Linked DNA regions of Mus musculus: region 1 is linked to region 2. A link is a loop called in an ENCODE intact Hi-C map of the cell type or tissue named here. Cell type or tissue: heart. All regions are shown on one strand. Links, peaks and the distances in the headings refer to the core of each region. The heading gives the core; the rest is flanking DNA.

Region 1 (11,215 bases), core at 1,285-9,284, 65 kb after region 2:
TTGTCTATTTCGTGGACTGAACCTATGATAACAGTATCTGGGCTTAGCTCAGTCAGCAACATAGCACTTGATCCCTCACATTGCAAAAGTAATGAGAGAGAGAGAGAGAGAGAGAGAGAGAGAATGTGTGTGGGAGCCACAGGACAACCTCAGATGCTGTTCCTCTGGCAATATCCACCTTGTCTTCATCCACCACAGACTTGGTACCTTAAAGGCTCGTGCAATCCTCAAAATCTAAAGGACTGACAGGAGGTACATTGTGTATGCCACCATAGTGGTTACAAACACATTTTTAACACCGTAATGGTCCTGGACTCTACCCTCTGAAATTCTTAAGATACAAACTGTTTCTTCTATAGATCACCTTAATTGTGATGTCTTATCACAGCAACAGAAAGGTAACCAAGACAACACCCAAGAGAAGGAGCCCTTCTGTAATATGCATAGTAAAGAAAAATGCCTTTTATACATATAAAAATAGCTTAGTCAGGAACCCCACTACACTCACGGCTGCACCTGATAACTAGAACCCAGTGATGTCACTCAAGATAACCAGACACTGCCCACTGGACAGTCTATAAGCAGAGACCAAGAACAAGGTTCTGCTCTGCACATCTGAGATGACACCTAGATTTACCCTGTGTCTGGAAAGTCTCCCCCAAGATTCTGACTCTTGAGTCAAAGACGTCCATTGGAGAATGGACCTGACCATCAGCTAAGATATGTCGTACACGTGAACAGCCTTGGGGTGATAGACTTAGGGCCATAGTTGAGGATCTAAAGCGTGAGCTTTGGCTGATGACCCTCAGCACAATAGAATATAACTTTTGTTTTACTACATAGATCTACCTTGTTCACAACACCTTCTTTAGGGGGAGTATGGGAAAGGAAGACCCAAGTATGGGTCTAGGCTTCTCATGGGAGAGGTGCAGTAAAGTGTCTTAGCGTTAGCCATATATAACATTTTGGAAACTCTCAGGACATATCTCAGAAGAGTGAATGGGAAGAAGCCCCTGCAGAGGCTGATGACTGACAACACTTCAGTGACTATGGAGAGGCTGAAATGTTGCTGATTTAATATCCCAATCGCAATGACTTCTAGGCTATTGATAGCTCCCTAACAAACCATTTCTTGCCCACTTCTGCATCAGACTTAACATTCGGATGAGAACATTTAGAATGTATTAACTTAGCAGAACTCTCTTCTCTGCTAATGTAAGGGCCAAGACTGTGATCAGATAACATTGGAGGGTATAGGAGAGATTCCCTCCCCACCCCCACCCCCATCTTGCTATACCCAACTGTGCTTGCTAATTTTATGTCAAGTTGACACAGGATACAGTCATCTGAGAGGAGGGAATCCCAATTGAGAAAATGCCTCCCTACACTGGACTGTAGATAAGCCTATAGCACATTTTCTTAGTGAATGATGGAGGGGAGGGCCCAGCCCATTGTGGGTGGGGCCATCCCTGGACTGGTGGTCCTGGGTTCTGTTTTAAGAAAGCAGGCAGAGCAAGCCATGGAGGTCAAGCCAGTAAGCAGCACCCCTTCGTGGCCTCTGCATCAGCCCCTGCCTCCAAGTTTCTTGACCAACTTGACTATCCTGCCTTTCTTTGATGATCAGTAGTGATAAGTGTTAAGTCTCAAACCTTGAGACAAATGGCTAAGGTACCTATTTAACAAATCAAAGTGGACTGGCTGAGAGGTTCTGCCAGCATCCCTCAGTCGTGACCTGTTACAGAGTCTAGCTGGCATACCCATCCTCTAACCCAAACTCACCACCCCAGGGTCTGGGATGCCCTTCCCCCAGAGCTTCTTCCCGCCTATGTAATTCAGCCATCCTGGCTGCCCACCTGTTCTGAACCTTTGCCCTCTTGGCAGCTGCACCTGGTTCCCTTCTCTTCCTTCTCCATCCCTCTCTGGCCTCTCCTCGCATGGCTCAGGGCCATGTCCGCTCTGGACTCTCTGCCTATGCTCCCTTTTTATCTACAATAAGCTTTCCTCTCCACCATACCTAGTAGCAGTCATGTCTTTCATTTTGATCTCTTTTTCTTTTCTTCATCTGGTGCTGAAACCTCAGACCAGTCATACCTTTCCCCTTTTATTTCCTTTTTTTCATTCAGTATGGAAGTGTAAGGCAAATAAGCAGTTCACTCTCCAAGTTACTTTGGTCACGGGGTTTCATCACAGCAATAGTAACTAAGACAAGTTGGTACCAGGAGAGTGGGGCATTGCTGACAGACCTGGCCATGTTGTTTTCGGGAGGACTGTGGAGAGACTTTGGAGCTTTGGGTTTGAAGAGCCATTGAGCGTTGAGAGCTCAGTGAGCTGGTCTGTAGGAAGATAAGAACGTTGAGAGCAGTTCAGATGACAGAGGCCTGGCTTGTGATGTTCCAGAGGGAAGCAAAGACTCCACGGGGCCTTTGGTGTGAAGAATATTTTCTGTTTGTTATTAATTATTATTTATTAATCTGAACTCTTGGGAATGAACCACAGAAAAAAGGTTACGTCTTTAAAAAAAGTATTGTCTGTGACATTAACAAGGGGTCAAGACACAAACTCCTATGTTTCTGTTACTATACATTGTCTGAATGTCTTCATGTGCACCTTTTTGGTTACTATAAAACCTCCATGAGACGGCTTCCTCACTGGAACACAGTATTTGGGGCGATGGCAATTTTTTCTCAGAAAAAAAATCTATGCCTTTTGATTTATTCCTTTGAAGTGAGAGCTGCTTCTTTTGACAACAGAAGAACCCTGCTAAGGGTCCTCCTCCATTTTCTTCTCTATTTTGGTAAATGAAATTACGGGGTGGCTCTGGGGGGTGTTTTCAAAGGAATTATAAGCCGGGAAACCAGAAGCATCTAGAGACCCATAGGAAGTTAGTGCGTGTCCTCTCCCTGAGACGTCCATTCAACTTCACCATCATAGCTGGTGAGCGAGAAGGGCTGTGAGCAGTTCTTAGCTGTGCCCTTCTCACATCCCTCAGATTTTCCAGGACTCTCTATCCTGTCTCAGGGGAGTTGTGGTCCCTAAGAGATGGAGGTGCTAGAGTCGCTGGTACCCTCCAGGGCCCTGGCGTCACTCCTAGCCTGTCCTCCTGTGGCACCTGGCTTCTGTACTCTTGAGGAGACACACCTTGCTTCCATCCCCTCCCCACCCTGGGGTAAAGCCTTCTGGCCTAGGTTCCTGAATCTCGTAGCCAGGCAGCCAGAGGCAGTGAGGAGTAGTGACAAGGCCTGGCACGGTTTATTTTTCCTGAGCTCTGACACTCACATTAACTGTACTTTCCTCTTGCACAAGACCCTCTCAGTTCCCAGAAGACCAGGCCAGCCACTTCCCTGAGGGCCCACAGAGGTCTGACAGGGTGGGGTTGGGGTCTTTCTCCACAGGGACAAGGAAGTACGTCTCCTCATCCCTTGGACATTTCCACCAGGCCCTGTAAGGGAGCTATTTCAGGAACAGCTTTTTTTTTTTTTTTTTTTTTTTTTTTTTACCAGAGCTTGGGAAGGGCGGACTGCCCTGAGAGTTTACTTTCTCTTTTCTCCAAGATGTGTTTGGCAACAGCACATGAGCTGTGTAATCCTTCCTCTAGCCGGCCCTCAGCACAGCATGTCCTCAAGGACACAAAGGTCACCAAACATATGCAAGTCTGGCTTTAGCTGTGATCTGAGTCTGGACACAAAACCTTCTGTGACACCGTCAGAAATTACGTCACTAGTACAGGTCAGGTGCTAGTCAGGCAACACAGGCTTTCGAGACTCCCAGAAAAGGCAGCTCTACTGGGGCTCATTGTGTCCTTGGGGGCCACAGGAGCTTAAGAGCTTCCTGGGCCAGGGCTCTGCATCCTTTGTCTTTGTCTCCATGCCACAGCTCCAAGTGCCAGAGTAAGAAGAAATGGGCCCCGTGGACGGATACGGACAATCCTATGTCAATCCTACAATTGACTTGACAAGGATGCATGCAAAGATGGGGCAGGTCACTTGGGCCTCAGAGCAGGCATAGTGGCACACCACAGGTCTGTAATCCTGGAATTCTGGAGGCTGAGGTAGAAAGTTCACAAGTTCAAGTACAATCTGAGCTACTTAGTTAATTCAGGATCATGCTAAGGTTATGTAGTGAGACATTGTCAAAAAAAATAAAAAAGGAAGGAAAGGAAAAGAGGGAGGGAGGGAGGGAGGGAAAGAAGGAGGGAAATAAGGAGAGAAGAAGGAAGGAATGAAAGAAGGAAGGAGGGGCTGGCGAGATGGCTCAGTGGTTAAGAGCGCCGACTGCTCTTCCGAAGGTCCGGAGTTCAAATCCCAGCAACCACATGGTGGCTCACAACCATCCGTAATGAAATCTGATGCCCTCTTCTGGAGTATCTGAAGACAGCTACAGTGTACTTACATATAATAAGTAAATAAATAAATCTTAAAAAAAAAAAAAAAAAAAAAAAAAAAGGAAGGAAGGAAGGAAGGAAAAAAGGCCTAGAAAATGAGCTTTCTGGGGTGTTCTGTCTGCTGTCCAAATTCTCACTCCAGGACAAGGACAGGTTCACATAACTTCTCAAAGCTCTTTTTGGTCCTGGCTGATGCAGTCAGGCTAATGTTGACCCAGGAGTTAAAATGTCTACAGAGACATGTCACAGTGTTTCCTGAGCTACCATGAAGGAGGCCCAGGTCACAGCCTCCCCTCCATTGCCAGCAAACCCAGGCCATCTGCTTCTCAGCTTTCTTTCCCAAATGGTCTTGAGAAGTGTCCAGAACAGAGCAACCACTCCACACTCTGCTGTGATTCTTACCATTTCATTATACAGAAGGAAGTCTGAGCAGACCTGCTGTGTGGGGCTGGCTTCCGCTTCCTCAGACACAATTCCTACATGCTGCCTGAGAGTCCCAAGGTCCTCCTTCCAACCAAGTAAACACAAAGCAGGTTGCAGGGAGAAGGGATACAGGGAAGTAGACATGATCCTTCACTGGGTGGCCTCTGTCCATTTTCCTCCAAATCAGTCCCACTGGGAACTCCTCCGGTCTCACATTAATGCTGGGCTACTGCGGCTGGGGTAGGGGATGTGGCAACTCTCCATGGTGAATGTGGAAAGTTCCAGCAAACCCAGGATTTCCAAAACACATGCTTCCTACCTTTCCAACCCTGAGCAAGTCTCCTGACTTCTCAGCCCCTCAAACTCTTCATCCTGAAACTGGGCACTGGGAAATTCAACTCCACATACAAGAAACCAGGCATCCGGTGAATCTTTGGCAGGGCTAGCCTGTGCCATTTTCTAAATTAGATATTAGTGTCCTCCTCAAAGACTGTGCCTGACATGGGCAGACCTGAAACAGCCCATTGGCATCAGCTACCAGAGCTAGCTGCTCCTAGGCACCAGTCCTTCTGCCAGGGACCATTCTGGCAGCTGGCAAAAGCCTCTAGGGACAACCGGGAACATACAGGAGGTACTGGAGAAGGTTCAGTGAGGGACGCAATTCTGCAATCTCCCCGTGGGACGATGACAGTGGGATGTTATTTCCTGCAGGCTTGAGGGGCTCTGTGCAGGCCAGAGCCCTTTAGGGATGGGCACATGTGTCATAAATGGCAGCCTGCCCCCTCCTTCCCTGCCTCTGGGTCCTTTCAGTTCCCTGTCATGTAGCCAGGTGGCTTCACCCAGCTGCCAACTTGCCAGCCTCTTTGTCCTCCTCTGCCCCAGCCTTTTCCCGAAAGCTGCATCCTCAGGATGCAGTGTTAATTGAAGTTCTGATTGCTAAATTGTCCTTGGAGCTGAGCGGAGCGGAGCATGGAGGGCACCGTGGAGGCAGCTCTGGGCTGGGTCCTCAGCTGCCCTGCTGGGCGGGGAGTGGCTATAAGAACAACCCAGCACAGCCACAGTGTGATGCCAGCACAAACATCCTCCAGCCTCAGCCACCCACCCAGCTTTGACTGTTTTCCTACCAATGCCCCTGAGGTCGTGTGTGAACACAAGGAAGTTGATTTTTTTTTTCCCTATCCTATTTTTAAACCTGGCTGGGCTGGCAGCGGTCGCCATTCAGTGCCCTGGCCTTATTTTCTAGCTGCTGCAGACAGACAGTCCACAGAGAATGGCCCAGTGACACCTCTGCTGGCCCTGGAACCCAGCCTGATGGCTCTGGGTGGGTGTTTCCTTCACAGCCTGGGAAAATCACTGGCTCCACCCCCCTGGTACTGAAACTGAGGTTGAGAAGAGATACCACCACCACCACCACCACCACCACCACCACCACCACCACCACACTACCCATTTCCAGAACATTCCCGTCATCCCAAAGAAAGCTCATTTAGATCTCTGGTTCCCATCAGCCTGAATTCTGTTACTGTGGTGATTCTGCACAGCTCCTGCAAGTCACCCCTCAGCCATCCTCCAGGCTGTAACCTTAGTGAGGGCTTTCTCTCCTTTCTCCAGGTCTGTCCAGTTGCACATCCCACAGGGGATGGTGGGACGATCTGTCTGTCTGTCTGTCTGTCTGTCTGTCTCTCTCTCTCTCTCTCTCTCTCTCTCTCATTCACTCACTCTGGTGAGCACTGCTGTTGTAGCTATTGGGAGAAGCTTCTGTCTGGACTCCTGGTTTGTGTTCTGTGTGGATGTCAGGCTAGGGTTGCCAGGCCTCTGTTGAACTGTTTAACGTCTTGAAGCTGAGCTTGCTAAGGGACTTGTTCTCTCTTTACTTGAAGGTGGAGTTTCAGGTGATGGCAAGGGGCTTTTCTGGGCAGCAGTGGCACCCCAGGGGTCAGTGTGGGGGCCAGACCCATGTGGAAAGCCTAGGTCACAGTGGAACCCAGGTTATGCATTTGACTCCGTGCACTTATGTCCCATGGTCCCCTAACTAGGAATATCACACCCCGGCATGTCTTCTGGGTCTCAGGTTGCTGTGTGCTGAAAGACAATCATGATAATCAGGAAGTGCCTGAGCACTTGGAGTTATCTGGTTCTAAGGTGAGTATCCCAGCAGACATGGGTTGACGGGTCCTGGGAGTAGGGACCCTGGCTCTCTGGCATCTCCCACACCTACTGCCTGTGAGCTGAGGCCCACTGGGCCCCCCCAGGCCTTGTTACTGTGCTTATGTTCTGCCTCGCATTGAACAGCTTCCTCAGAAAGCTTGGGGAATCCCATGGGCATATGTTTGCTCAGCACCACACACTCTACCTGGGTCTGAGCTCAGCTGGCCGGTTTGACTACACACAGACTGTTTTGTCTTGCACGTACCTTGTGGTCCACTGTGACACCTCAGCTTTTCTGGTCTGTTTTCTTGCCTTTATTTGAACACCTGGACTTATACCTTCTTGTGTGCTCTTTGGAAAATACACCACTGGAGTGCATACACTGGCTGCTGCTTCCTGTGGCAGAGGTGACCGTGCACGGGCCTGGCAGCCTCTCCAGGGCCCCACAGAAGGATAAATGGCATTCCATGGAAGAGCCTGGCAGTGAATCCTTCCAACACTAGAGTCTGGGCAGAGATGGAAATACCCATCCACACGACATATCCACATGATAAGCAGAGCTCTTCTGTGCCCAAAGGCCACCTCACACTGACAGGACAGTTTCGAGGGCATCATGAGGTATTTGGCTGAAGTCCAGCATGATTATGGGTGGGTGTGGGGTTCCCCTTTTAACTGCACTCACCGCCTCTCTACAATGAGAGCACAGATAGCTGAGCCTGGCCCCGGAAGGCTTCCAGGTAGAGACCTATCGAGTGTTCGAGCAGTTCAGAGAAGCAGAACATTAGATACCAGCCTGCATCCGCACAACTAATGACGGTCGTTATCACCCTGAAGGGAGAGTAATCACTATGACCTACTTGGGGGACTGTTGTAATTGATGGCCTTGGAGAACTGCAGAAGCAGGCAGCTGGGGGCTAGGCCATGGCTCTGGGCCCTGGGTGTGCCTGAGACCCTTGTCCTTTGGCCTGTGTTTCGAATGAAGGCCTTGAGAGAGTTTCCAATGGGGAGACCAGGGTCTCAGCCCAGATGATGTGCTGCTCCTGGGTCAATGTGAGACCTGTCTAACTGCCTAAAGGAAACCGAGAATATCTGCATGCTGTAGGATTCTGGACATCAAGGCGATAGGACAACACACTCTCATAGGAAGGGGCCTGAAGCAGATTTTCCCTTCATGCTCTCACCCGGCCTTGGGGGAGGGCTGCTCTGAGAATCCAGGTTTCTGAACAAGTCAGAGAAGTTCCCTGCCCCATCCTCCCAGCAGTCTCTGGGAACCTTATCCTTGTACCGTTCTCAACAAAGGTCACCAATACAGCAGAGGCCTGTGGGTGTCAGCCCATCCGCGTACCTCAGTATCCCCCACACAGCAATGTTGGCTCCTCTGCTGTGGTGTTCTAGTGTTTGGACTCCACACATGTGTGCTAAGTGTCTGCAGGCACTGTAGGGCTTCCCACTGCGTGCATGAGGCGGGGGGGGGGGGGTGGGGGGGTGGGGGGGGTGGGGGTGTGGGGGGGAGGCCGCATAGTGGGGGGGGTGGGCTGGGGGACTGGAGCCCCGCTTCTCTATTTCATCCTGGGTTTTCAGGATCGCTCATGTGGAAGGGACTCTAGATGGCTCCTGTTTGTCTGTGTTCACCGCTGTATGGGAGGCAGTGGAATGGTTGAACCATCTTGTCTTGCTGATGGGCACTAGGGTGGCTGTGGGGTTGCCAATGCATCAGAGTTTGGAGCATGCATGTCCTCCCAAGACTTGCTGCTATAGTGAAGCTGTGGAACCTTTAGGTGGCGTTGAAAGCCCTTGAGGCCAGTTCGAGACCCTGTCCCTTCCTTTCTCTTTCCTTCCTGGCTGCTAGGAAGTGAGCAGCTCCCCAGCTCCCTCCGCTGTGTGCCCCTACGGCTTGTGCTATCTCACCACAGGCCCCACAGACAACAGGCTCTGTGGCTTGAGCCCAAGCCGGTCTCTCCTCCATGTCAGTTGTTTGGTTCAGTGAGAGAACACTGAGTAGTATACTGTCAGAGATGGTGGCTCTGGTTCCCCAAAAGAAATGCTAGGCAGAGGGCACGGACCATTTGGTTTGGGGGTGCTCTCGGCCAAAGGAAAATGTTCTGCTATTATCTCAATGAAAGTTACCCTGTGGTTGTCTCTTGAGGTAGGACCTGGAGGGGTTCTGGCTTGGTATTACTGAGGCAGCAGCTAGTCTAGTGGAGAGCACTGACACCTGAAGACCCCCCTATTCACTCGTGGGGTCACCAGCAGGAGGCCTCACGACCTCCTGAAGGCTGAGCATCCTCAGGGTGTGTGGCAGCTGGCTCTTCAGAGTGAGGGACACACAAGCTAGAAGGGCACCCTACAGCACCTTACTACCTCAGGAATCCCAGCCTTCACCCCCACCCTCCTCCCCCCTGGATGAACAGACTGGCCTGATCCAGTATGGGCAGTGACAACCAGGAGTGAGACCTGTCGAGGGTCGCATTGGAAGCTGGTCACTGCTCTGGTACCCGCAGCTCACACATCTCCAAGGTCCTGTAAAGAACCATACAGAGTAAGAAGACAGAGGCAGGGCTTAGGCACACCCACTCCCATGGGTAGAGGCTGCCCTGAGGATATAGGTTCCCCTAAGGTCCAGACAGGGCCTTCCGAATATAGAAGGATGTGTGGGCCAGGCGGGGATATCACTGATACAAATGAGTTGGGCAGAATCAAGGCTAACTAAAAGGTATTCAAAAGCCTCTGTCTTATAGAAGGTTGTGCCAAACTTTGCCCCACAGGCCTGTGCCCACAAGCTGACTTTAGGCTACACATGTATGCAATCTCTAGAACTGCTTCCAGGGGATCTACATCCTGGTGCCTATCCTTGTTCACTCTCTCCCATGTAGGCCCACACCTAGTGACTTGCTTCCAGTAAACAGAATTGCACAAAGATGGCAGATTCCCTTCCAAGACACAGCTATGGGAGACTGGGAGACTGTAACTCCCATCACATGTGGGTGGCCCGGACCCTGTACCCTCACTGGGTGGCTAAAAGGGTTGGCTCTCTGGTGAGGTCATTTGGCAAGCATGTGAGTGAGGCTTCTAGCCACCACCCAACAAGGGGCCAAGTCAGGCAGGAGCTTGAGAGCAGTCCTCTCCCACTGGACCCCCAGAAGGGCTGGGAGCTCCTCCCCACAGCACCCCAGCCTCGGCGTCCCTCTGGAGCCCTAGGGTCTGGAATTGGACACTTCTTGATCCATAGATGCTACTGTTTGGTGAAACTGCCAGGCTGCTTTTGTGGGCTTGGGGTGTGGCTCAGTGGTAGAAAACTTGCCTAGTGCCTGTGAGGTGGGGAGTCAGCCGGTGAGAATCCACATGAAGCAAGATTAGTGGGAGCGTGACAGTCACTGCAACTGAGTGAAGCCAGCTGCTCCCCCTACTCTGAGCTCCTTCAAGGTTTCCATGATGAAAGCGAGGCTGCGGTGCTGAGATGCTGACGTCTGCTTCCCAGTTCAGTAGGTTTGGCTTCTGCTCAGACAACGTTTGCTCTAAAATAAAAAATCAGTCAACCACTTGATGCAAATATCTTTTCCCTCAGGTCTTTTCCACCGGCAGCCCCTCAGCCTGGCTTCACTGGCTCTCCTTCTCAGCGGCAGCTCTGCTTCCAAGCAGGACCCCCAGATGCTCTGCGCTGCTCCGACATGCTTAGACATTTGCTGTTTGTCTAAAAACATCAGCTCCATAGGTAGTGCTCCCATGTCTGCTCCCTGCCGTCTCCTCCCGTAAAGGGTGCCTACCAGTGAGACGGCTTATCAAGTGAAGGTGTCTGCTGCCAAGCCCTAAGATAGGATCAATGGCCAGGACCCACGTGATGTCAACAAAGTACTAAATGTCAAATTGCCTCTGACTTCCACATTCATAGACTGGTGTGTGTGTGTGGGGGGGGGGGGGGAGGTGGTGTACCACATACAAATAAGTAAACACATGTTTGTTTGTTTGTTTGTTTGTTTGTTTAAAAAAAGACAGAGATGGACAGGACAAAGGGAATGAGTACCCTACATTCCTTCTGGAGTGTGGTCTGCTGTGTGTGAATGAGTCACTGGAGTTCACAAATGCATTCCTCCATGAGCGCGTGCAGGAGCGCTTGCACACACACACACAAGAGGGCGGGGGGGGGGGGAGAGAGAGAAAGAGAGAGAGAGAGAATGAATTGGGGAATTTACCTACAGCCCAGGGGCAGCTAGGGCCACTGTCTGCCTGCTTCTAATCTGCCCTTTGACCTGGCTCTCAAGCTCT
Region 2 (11,215 bases), core at 1,483-9,482:
CCCTGTGGCTCTCTAGAAAACCAGACCTAGGAAGGGGCACCCCCAGGCTTAGCTCACCCACCAGAGGAGTCCCAGCATCAGCAAGGACCACACACTGTGTTGGCAGGAGTCGCTAAGTCAACTGATGGTATGTTTGTCTGCAGGCATGCTAGTCCCACAGGCCTGCTGTTGACGGTGCTGGTGGCAATTGTCTACGTGGTTGCTCTCCTATATGAAGAGTGAGTAGATGTGTGGGGGATGGGATATGGATGTGACGGGCGAGTTAGACCAAGCTGCTCACTCAGAATTGCCTCACCAGGCTTGAGAGGCTGGTAATGGGGAGGGTACACCTGTCACCTGAGACCTAGGCAGGTACGGAGGTGGCCCCAGTCCCTCCAGGCCCCTCCCCGCTGCTCTTTGAAGCCTCTAGGCAAGCTCTGGGGGACAGTGGGAATGTGGGTCCTATCCTCACTGGTGGAACAGGTTCTGGTGCTGGGGTTCAGGAGTCCCCTGGAACAACCTACTGGAACATTCCTTCCACCCACAGGCCCTTCACTGCTGAGATCTACCGACAGAAAGCTACCAGGTTGCACAAAAGAAGCTGACAGGGCCATGAAGGATCTTTGGAAAGCTGGACTGGCCTCTCGGCTGCCCCAAGCAACAACCCTTCCCAGGGAGAGCAGCACTGGCCACTGTACCTGTGCCTTAGAAACCAGTCATGGGGGCCTCAGGCATTATGCTGTGTGACTGCTGAGACCCCCATCCCCACCATGTCCCGACACACTAATAAAGGCATTGTGACCTCAGCACCTCTCTGGTCTCCTTCCCATCCTGGTCCCAGGAGTGCGGTTAGGCGTGGGCTCTAGGCTGTGGGAGGGCTGGGCAGGGCAGGGGACTGCATCCCTTGAGGGCTTCTGGGCCCTTTCTTTCCAGTGCAGCCCCTGGTGCTGTCTAGGATTCACAAAGAAAGAACTCAGCAAAAGGCCTCAGCAATAGAGCTGGCTGCCGCCACAGCCCTTCCTAGGCAGCGGACACCCTGGTCACCTGCTGTCCATGCCCTTGATACCCAGAACCCAGTTTAACATCTGCCAACCTGAGAGCGAAGGTGTTGCCATAGGCAATTAGTGTTACTTACATCACCCCAGGGGCAGCAGCCTGTCCTCGCTACCCAGCTACAGCCCTCTTGGGTCACAATCAGGTTAGCTGTCTGTCTGTCCTGCACGTCTCAGGCTTGATCGTTCTCCTTTCCTATCATGGTGGTTCTCTATCCTCCTTCCTCTCTGGATCCCCCTACTTCTGTCTCCCTGCCCAGCCATTGGCTGCAAGCAATTTTATTTACCAGTCAAAGCCAACCGGGGCGGGGGGGGGGGGGAAGGGAGGGGCAGGAACCCTCAGCGTCTTATCGATTCTCATACAATTTTGGGAACCCAATTAACATAATACAAGCATTAGACCAAATCCACAACACAGAGGTCTATCAGATTAAATTGCACTATCATTCCACCAAGATTGTCACCTAATGGCAAGATATAGCGGACACCCCCTACGTTCATCTGAGGTGGGTAAAATCTGCTGGAGATGGGATGTGTGTAGCTGAGCTTTTGCTACGTTGTGGGTTCTTCTCACACCCTTCTCCACCCTTTTTCTTCTACCCTTTCAAGTACCTAACTCTAGAGGAGGGAAAAAATTGATAGACAGGAAAGGAAAGAGACCCCTGAATGAAGTCAGGGGCTGGAAAGGGGGCGATGTTATCCCTAGATGATTTCCTGCTGATTAGGGACATCGAGGTCTTTGGGGCAAGTTTTATCTTCACCATTAGGATTTCTAATTTCTTCTTTGCACACGTCTAACGAACAGCAACCAACAACCCACCAAACCCACCTATTGGGGCTCTAGCATTTATACACCCTCTGAAAAGTCCCCCCAGAACTCCAAACATCACAGTCACAAAAACTATCTGCAGCTGGCAAAACCACACCCCTGCCAGAGCACGAGGCAAATCATTGCCACCTGCTGTGTATAATCTGAAGCAGATTGTCCAACCCATATCACGCACCTGGGATTAAAACAAAAACACATTCTTATAATATTTCAATTAAAAAAAGACCCCAAATTCCAGAATTCTCACTACAGGGGTACGTAGGCAGAGCACAAGTGACCAAGAAGGTGGGTCACAAGGTGACTTTTGGCATCAGAGGAAGCCAAAGAACAGCTTCCTCTGCTCTTTGTCACTGTGTGACCATTAGCAGCTAAGACCACCCTGACCTCCAGGACTCCGGGCTTCTAATGGGTGGCTTAGGGATAGCTAAGCTTGCTGGACTTTGAGGTGATTATCCCAACTCACCAGAGACCCTCACCTCCTTAGTCTCAGCTGTGTTTCTTTGCCAGGGTGCCTCACTGACCCAGAAAACCTTGTGAGATTTGGGGATCCAGACGATCAGCCTGTGCCTGTTCCAGCCCTGGGCTATCTAGTCCTGGGGCTCATGAGACAGCATCTAAGGCTGCCTCCCTCTCCTGACATCCTGTTGTCACCCAAGGCTCACATGGGCTTTTACAAGTGCCCCGGGCTTGCCACCTAACTGTGCACAGGTCTCCTGCCTCACATTTCCAGGCCCTCTGAGGAGGCCTGGGCTTCCCCTCCCAGCCCCAGGCCAGAGCATTGGCTGGAGACCCTGGTTGGGCAGACAAGAACCACACCTTTTATTAGTATGGCCCAGAGCCTTGTTGCCCTGGGCCCATGACAGAGTCTAGGGCTGTCATCCTGAGCTCTGTCCCTCCCTCATACCCCTTCTGGTGGCGAAAAGTGCAAAGACCACTGAAGCAAGAAGTCTTTACCTGTTTCCTCACTGTAGAGAGTACCATGCACGCCCTATCCAGAAGCTCAGGCAGGTGTCCTGGTAAGGCCTGGCTAGAGAAGCATTGGTACCCTTGGCACCAAATGGGGCAGAGATGCCCCCTTTGCCACTGGTGTCCTCTTGTCCAGTCCCCTGCACCAAGAGAGGCTCAGCTCTATCACTGGCATCCCCGCATGTACCTGTTGGCTCAGTTGCAAGGCTGTGGGTATGGGCAGAGGGAAGAGGCAGCCCCAGCTCCCTGACTACTGGGTGGAGGCAGCAGTCAAGGCAGACATGGAGGTCATATAATTTCAGAGAGGAGAAGAGGCTGCAGAGGGATCTGAGGAGAGAAATGAGACCACAGAGCATGGGTGTCCTCTTCATACACCCACATGTGTCTGATGTGACTGGGCACATGTGTCTGAACCCCAGTGTGTCCCTTGGAATCCAGCAGGAGACAGGGATGGGATGGAGCCCACCAGGAGTGAGCTGGTTGCCAGAGAGCTGGGGCTGCCTCCTGACTGCTGGCTGTGTTGTTTCGAACCCACATGAAGCCAGTACATACTGTTGGGCACAGTATGTGTGTTGGGCACATAGTAGGGCAAGTTGGGGGCACATAGTAGGGCAAGCTGCTTACCCAATGGCCAAGAAGTAAAGGGTAAATGAGAAAGGGGTTGGGGTCCTACAACCACATTTCAAAGGCTCCCTCACAATAATCTAAAGACTACCCACCAGGCCCCACAGGAAGTGGAGCAGAGACAACCTGTGGGGTCCTCTTGCAGGCACAAGTAGGATTGGCCCCTGTGGGTAATGTGGTGGCACCCGATGCCCTTCTTTGTGACCCAACTTCAAAGAACCTTCTGAGTCCTCTCTGCCTCTGGATGAGGCTGTGTGGCTGGCATTTCCAGCTTACAGACCCTTGGCTTCCGCTGGACTCCCCTCAGCATTTGATCAGTTGGTAAGAGTTCTGTTCTGAGCAGGAAGCCTGACACTGCTACAAACCTGTGTGGTAAGGAAACATCACAGTGACTTCCAGAGTTTCTGGGAAAGGGATGCACATGCTGTCCCCTGTGGAGCAGTGGCCTGGGGGGACACAGATGGTAGTTGGGATTATGTGGGACAGCACTGCCTGTCTTTCAGACCCCTCAGTGTTCTTGCGACCGGAGACTTGCTGGCAGAGGCTGTGTGACTGTGCGCCTGGAGGATGGAGTCTTCCTGACAGGGTGTTTGAGCTGGGTAAATGAACCTCGGAGGTGGCAGGAAACCACCAGTGTCTGCCAGTCACCTTGCATCTAGAAGGGACTGAGGCAAGATGTCAGGCCCAGTCGTGACACTGACAGTGGAAGGAGAGAGGGCCATGAATCTAAGCTGAGCCTTGGCCATCTGGATGTCTGTGGGTAGAGCTGGACCATAGCTTTGATTCTGCCATCCCTCCTCCTCCTCCTCCTCTTCCTCCTCCCCTTCCTCTTCCTCCTCCTCCTCCTCTTCTTCTTCTTGGTTTTGCTTTTTTTTGTTTTTTTGTTTTTCGTTTTTTGTTTTTTGTTTTTTGTTTTTTTTTTTGTTTTTTTTTTGGTTTTTCTGAGACAGGGTTTCTCTGTGTAGCCCTGGCTGTCCTGGAACTCACTCTGTAGACCAGGCTGGCCTCGAACTCAGAAATCCACCTGCCTCTGTCTCCCAAGTGCTAGAATTAAAGGCGTGCACCACCTCTGCCCAGCTCATCCCTCTCTTCTTATTCCTTGGATTTTCCTGGGACTGAAGACTCAGGGGAATGGTGACATTGGCTCTGCCCATCCTGAGTCAGAGCCCCAGCCTTCCACACAGTGCCTTCTGGAGGCAGAGGAGAAGGGCCTCAGCCGGGTGCGCAGCCATTACTTGCCCCCTTAAGAGGCCTCTTCCTGCAGTGACACTCTATGCTTATTACTGAATGCAGCAGTCCTGTGTTTGGCTGAGGCACAGGTCCTTCTCCCAGATGAGGGCAGACACCCCAGGTGAAGGGAGGGGAGCAGGGGCAAGGGCAGGAACCAGGAGGTGAAGGACTCACCCCAACTGGCCTGTCCTAGATCTAGCTGATGAGTCCCGGGTTCCTCAATTGATATGGATGTAGAAGCAGCCTGGGAGGAAGGGGAGTGAATATGGATATCCTGCTAGATTGAAACGGGCCAGACAACCGCAGCAGCCTGTGTAGTGGGCTCTGTTGTGGGGGCACAGGCAGAGGGGAGGAAGGGAAGACTGGGAGCCAGGTGGCCAGCAGCGTGCTTCCCTGTGCTTCAGTTCCCCCATCTGTTAAATGCAGAGTGTTGCTTCTCTGTCTCCAGGGAGAGCATTATCATTTAGCACAGGGACCACCAAATCAATACACCTACGTTGCATGGGCTCCAGGCAGGATGCCCACTGCTGATCTAGAGACTGGGTTTCTGTTGAAATCCTGGATCATAGTGCAAGCATCTGGATGGGTGGGAATGACTTTAGCCCTGCCTGTGGGACACCAAGACTGCCTGGATGGGCAAGGGGCATTTGTCAGCCACTCGGTCTCTGGGCCTCTCCTAAATAAGACGAGGTCAGAGCAGAATAAACACAGCTCACCTGTGTCGTCAGTTACAAGCAGCAGACGCGTCCCGTTTCTCCTCAAGCATCACTCAGTCCTGGTTACTGATCAACCTGCCACCGGCTTCCTCCCCTAGGCAGCCTCCCTGATACTATACTTTTATTGTTCTGACCAGGCCCTGGTCTCGGAACGTGTTTGTACTTAATCTTTACAATCAAGGAACCAGTGTCATCTTTCAGAAAGGGAAACTGAACTACAGTGAAGGTTGTGCTTCCAGGCCTCCTCTGAGATCATCGGCCCCAGTCAGCCACCTCAGTGCAAAATGACGATGAATTGGCCCACGAGAGGGGAAAGTCCCGAAAGCCATAGGAGGCTGTAGGTACTCTGGCCTGTTTTGATTTTTTTTTTTTAAAGGGGCTTGTCTCGAAGTATGAAGTCAGGTACAGACTCTCCTCTACTGAGGTCCCCATCGATCAGATTCTCTCTAGTTGGGAAAGTAGAGCACAGGAAGTCCATGACAGCGCTCCCCGTCAGGGTCCCCAGCCAGCCTCCTGCCCCTCTCCAGAGTGGCCACAACCTTAGGCATCCCAGCGGGTCCGTGGGGCTCCCTGCTTCCCTCTGGTGGCTGAAGCGCAAAGCGCGGACGATAACATAGAAAACCCACAAACACCGGACACTAAGCCCAGGAGAGCACCAAGAGTCCGGGGACCTAAGGGGTTGGCCCTGGGGCAAATGTCCAGCAAATCTGTTGCTATCATCAGATAATATTTTTTGGGGAAACTAAGGCCCAAGAAAAGTGGGTGTCTGTGCACTAGTGTTAAGAGAATGGAGATCCCAGAGGTAAGTGAATCAAAGGCACAGCCAGGACCTCTGCGGCCAAAAGTGGGAAGCGCCGGATCCCACTGGCCGTAGTTTGGATTTAGTTTTCCTTTCAGCGCACGTAGGTCTGAAGAGGAGCCTCAGGCTCCAAGGCGGAGGTCGCTGCGTCTAGGAGGAGCTGGGCGCGTCCGGGGGCGGGACGTGACGCACCTTAGCTGGGAGGTGCCTGGCCGGGCTTCGGCCAACTGAATATAAGGGCGGTGTGGGGCGCGGAAAGCCTGAGCCTGCTGTCTGTACCCAAGAGCCCAGACCAGCTCGCGCAGTCCCGAAGCCAAGCTCTTCCGTCACTCCGGAGTTCTCTGCAGCCCTCTCTCTACCTTCTCTCGGCCACGCATCCGCCCCTGGGGCCCCTCTACCCAATGAAACTGGCCGCGATGATCAAGAAGATGTGCCCAAGCGACTCTGAACTGAGTATCCCGGCCAAGAACTGCTACAGGATGGTCATCCTCGGCTCATCCAAAGTGGGCAAGACGGCCATTGTGTCGCGCTTCCTCACGGGCCGTTTCGAGGATGCTTACACCCCTACCATCGAGGACTTCCACCGAAAGTTTTACTCGATCCGCGGCGAAGTCTACCAGTTGGACATACTGGACACATCCGGCAATCATCCGTTTCCCGCCATGCGGCGCCTCTCTATCCTCACAGGTGAGTGGGGAGTCGACGGGGATAGGGGGACCGGAGTCTTGAGGGGAGTGGATGGGGCTGGTGTGTTGTGCTTGGGGCTTGCCCCTTCACCTGGGGTGTCTGCAGCTCTGTGCCTGGCAGCTGTCCTCACCTTTCCCACTCGTTCCCTTATAGGAGACGTTTTCATTCTGGTGTTCAGCTTAGACAACCGCGACTCATTCGAAGAGGTGCAAAGGCTCAAACAGCAGATCCTAGACACCAAGTCCTGTCTCAAGAACAAAACCAAAGAGAATGTGGACGTGCCGCTGGTCATTTGCGGTAACAAAGGGGACCGGGACTTCTACCGGGAAGTAGAGCAGCGGGAGATTGAGCAGCTGGTGGGTGACGACCCTCAGCGTTGTGCCTACTTCGAGATCTCAGCCAAGAAGAACAGCAGCTTGGACCAGATGTTCCGTGCGCTCTTTGCCATGGCCAAGCTGCCTAGCGAGATGAGCCCCGACTTGCACCGCAAGGTATCTGTGCAGTACTGCGACGTACTGCACAAGAAGGCTCTGAGGAACAAGAAGCTTCTGCGTGCGGGCAGCGGAGGCGGGGGCGACCACGGCGATGCCTTTGGCATCTTGGCGCCCTTTGCTCGCAGACCCAGCGTGCACAGCGACCTCATGTACATTCGTGAAAAAACCAGTGTCGGCAGCCAGGCTAAGGACAAGGAGCGCTGTGTCATCAGTTAGGAGCCCCCAGGGTCAGCCACACAACCTGAGGACCTTTTTTGTTCAAAAGTCAAATCGGATTCCTGGACTAGCGGTCCGTGCCACAGGAGCGCCAATTGGCCTTCTCCTTCCCTCCCTGAGACCCAGCCCGGGGAGACCAAGCCAGTAAGGGACAGTCACCTGCTGTGAAAGGAAAGAGAACTAGCTAAGACAGGAGCTGTCACCTCCGATTCTGGGATGCCAGGACCCAGCAGAGGGGCGCTTGGCATTTTTCTCAAGAGGTTTGAGAAAAAGCGTGTGAAGTTCATCAGCCTGTGAGACTTAAAGTAACTGTCCTGCTCGCTTCAGGGCAGGACTAATAATAGGGCATTATCTTGTCTGTGATTGGTGTTGCCATGGCCGCTGTCAGCCACCTCTGTCCTCAGCAAACTGGAAACTTTGGCTGGAGGTGGGGGGGGGGGGTGTTCAATCATAGCCAAGTGACTTGTTTACATGTGTGTGTGCAATTACCCAAAAGAAAAACAAAACACAAAACTTGCACTTTAATAGTTCCAGTGTCAATGTGACATGAACAAAATCTCTACATTTCTATTGTGTGAGGTCTTTATTATTATTTTTTATTTAAAATAAAATAATTTAGAAACGGAAAATGGTGCTTTGCTTTTAGGTTTCCTGCCTCAGTGCTCAGTGCCAGTGGCCAAGAACTGGAGAGGGACCTGGCTTTCGGAAAATGGCCTCCCACTTCCAAGTGGGACCTGCTCTAGACCTCCTGGCTCTGTTTACCCTCTGCCTCACTTGGCCTATACCAGGGGGCCTTGTTTTGGAGAATATTCATACTCTCCTCCACAGGCCACCTGCTAATCATGGCAGGTGACAGGAAGCTGTCACACTCCGACTCTGATTACCACAAATAAGGAGGCTGAGCTGGAGAGGTGTGTCTGGGAAGATGCCTGCACTCTGTGTTTATCCCTTGCCCCAGGGTTGCCCCAGGACCTGGCCAGGGAAAGTAGCTCGCTTCTAGTGCAGCTCCCAGAAGCACTCAAGCAGGGGAGGCCCAGCTCCTCTGCACTTTCCCATCCCCCTGTTGGCTAAGGGCTCATAGTTTGTGACCAAGATCTCCTTGCCACTCCTACTGTCAACTCAGGGTTCAAGTGTCACCTTGAAGCCTCCAATTCTGCAGCTGAGAAATAGGGTCAGGAGTCAATATGGTCTCTAAGGAGTCAACACTGCTGCAGCTGCGGAGCCAAGCACTTGGTTTTCCAAGAGAGTTCTGACCTTCAAGGGATGCTCGAAAGTGTCTTGGGGGTGGGGGTGGGGGTGGGGATGGGGGTGTGTCCTGTCAACCCTGTTTTGGGAAGGGCCACTTCCAAGGCACTGCACCTCCTCAAATCTCAGCAAGGCACTCACTTCTCACCAATGACTGGCTGGCTCCCCAAGTTCCCCTGCAGGAGACATGCAGGCCTTTGTGCTAGTTGAACAGGTGCACATGCTGGGTGGAAGGAGCACAGTGAACATTTCCCTCTACACCACCTACTCAACATACCACTCTAATTCTTCATTATAAAACCTGTAATTCCAGGGGCTGAATCCAAGCACTGAGACAGAGCCAACAGGCAAACCATGTGTCCTGAGAGCAGACCACACTTTTAATTATATATCTGAAAATGTGACAGGTCACCACACGGAACAGAAGCCTCCGAGGACGCCTTCTTTCTTCCCTGTCAGGAAGAGCTGAAGCCCTTGCATTTCATGTGCTCTGCGCTTACAGGAACCAGTCAGAGCCTTAAAACTGGCCCAGCCACTGCTTCAACTTTGCAGCAAGTAACTGATTCAGTTCAGTAACAGTCCCAAGGCAGAGGTGCTTAACTGGCATCCTCTACTCAAACTCACTTTTCTGCCCAAATACCTGGAAGTCAGAACCCTCTTTCACACATTCCGGGTCCCAGTGTGAGGCAGCTTGGATAGGCAATGCCACCAGAATGCTTGCTAACAAACATCCCCAGCCAGCGCTCCTGCCAAGAAGGCCAGTTGGCAGGCACCTGCTAAGTCCTCAGCTGGTCAGCCCAGGCTGTGCCCATTTCAAGATCCAAACAATAACTGGGTTCTTCTCACCTTCCCCTGAGAAGGAAAGGGCCATGGTGCCCTCAGTGTAACAGTCCCTGAGAGACAGAGAACACGGTGTCCTACCTGCGAGTCGCTGAGTACACTCTACAAGTAGAACACAGCTATGGAACCTCCAGACTTAGCTCCCCACGCCCTTCAAACCACACATAACCCTGGCTGAGAAACTGCCCCGATTGCTCCTGCCAGCTACTTTGCTCCAAACCAGAAGTGTGCAGGGACCATGTGCAGAGTAGCAAATGTGACTTCTTGGCTAAAGGGGAGACAGAGGTAAGCCAGGGCATACGAATCAGGGCAGAGCCGCTTCCTTAACAGCCTCTTTGAGCCAGTGTGGGAAGGACAAAGGGCCCCAGGCAAGCAGTGCTTCGGCTATTCTGAGCACTGCCTGAAGTGATAGAGATAAAGGGAGCAAGAGCCTATAAGGCTAGCATGCAGGAGGCTGGAAACTGGAGTTGGTGGCTAGATCGTGGAGCTCTGGGCTGACGCCCCCAGAGATATAGTTTCATTCAGTAGTTCAAACAAAAAAGGAAGTGAACTGTTTCAAGGGAGAAGCCACCCACCCTCTGGCCTTTCAAAACAATGTTCATACTCTCACAGCTTGCTTTAATTATAATAAATCCATGCCATCTGAGTACAGGCCTAATTTACCCCGTGAATTCTATGCAAATGTTTCATGAAACTGCTGTTAATGGGAACAGTATGTACCTGATACCATGCTGATGCTATCGGGAGTGGGAGGAGCTGAGGGAAAGAAGGGAACAGCTATTTCCTCTCCCTCTGTGCCCTGTAGATCTGCTGGGACATGGTCAGGGCTGAGATAGCACTGAGGCCCCACACCAGCTGAATGTGGCCTCCCAGTTTTGAGCGGGGCTCCCAAGGAGCTGGAGCACCGCGTGATGCTTTCCGTCTGGCGGCGGCTCTCCTGGGGGCTGGCCTAGTCCTTGGGGATCTCAAACATGCAGAGGCTCTTGTACTTCTGCAGCAGCTCGTTCTTGGTCCTCACTTGCTCTCGGAGGCTGTGGAGCTGCTGCTGCTGCTGCTCGGGGCTCACGTGGATGCCGGGCATGGTGCCGATGAGCTTCCGCAGCTCCTGGAACTTGGTTTTGAGGGCGTTCAGGTCCTGGTGGAGATCCGGGCTGTCCTTGTCCATGCTGGGCGACAGGGGGAGGAGAAGGCAGTCAGTTATTAGCATGTGTAGCTCATCTCCACAATGGCTTCCTTGTTCTACACCTCTGATACCTTTTAGAATGATGTTAGACATGTCTGTTCCCTAACTAGGTTGCCTACCTCAGAAGACAAGGATTGGTCTTTTATTTGTTTTATTTTGTTCTTTAGCTTTAAGCTCATAAAAGCATACTTGACAAGTCAAATACTTTAACTCTGTGATGGCAGGGACCAAGTAGGCTTCATCACAACTGTCTCACCAACCTGGCCCTACACATAGGACACTATGCTCAAGAACATGCCTATAAACCCAGCTCAGGCTTGTGTGGGATGGGGGATGTAGAAACAGGCAGACTTCA

Evidence for each region. Peaks named below come from ENCODE experiments on the same cell type or tissue, not always from the same donor. Only the 100,000 strongest peaks of a DNase experiment are listed, where the experiment ranks them.
Region 1: a loop joins it to region 2, with 2.1 times the contacts of the local background. A loop is called at or near these places in 5 of 42 quality-filtered maps.

The regions. Positions count from the first base shown.
Region 1 is chr11:59,894,678-59,905,892 of GRCm38, reverse strand. No RefSeq gene overlaps it. Among named protein-coding and RNA genes, the nearest start is that of 1810063I02Rik, 21 kb to the left of the region's middle. In heart, for the core only: a CTCF peak has its summit at 5,613; DNase peaks (open chromatin) are centred at 3,292, 3,702, 5,482, 5,962 and 1 weaker place; H3K27ac peaks cover 4,637 bases.
Region 2 is chr11:59,960,187-59,971,401 of GRCm38, reverse strand. It overlaps Med9 (mediator complex subunit 9), which reads right to left. Exons shown (of 2, transcript NM_138675.3): 2 at 8,096-10,843. The coding sequence ends at 10,627. Rasd1 (RAS, dexamethasone-induced 1) reads left to right here and starts at 6,458. Exons shown (of 2, transcript NM_009026.5): 1 at 6,458-6,882; 2 at 7,036-8,221. The coding sequence starts at 6,597. The coding sequence ends at 7,592. Pemt (phosphatidylethanolamine N-methyltransferase) reads left to right here. Exons shown (of 7, transcript NM_008819.3): 6 at 144-218; 7 at 527-788. The coding sequence ends at 584. In heart, for the core only: a CTCF peak has its summit at 5,985 (motif pointing left); DNase peaks (open chromatin) are centred at 6,001, 6,401, 6,851, 7,701 and 1 weaker place; H3K4me3 peaks cover 2,849 bases; H3K27ac peaks cover 4,789 bases; H3K27me3 peaks cover 592 bases.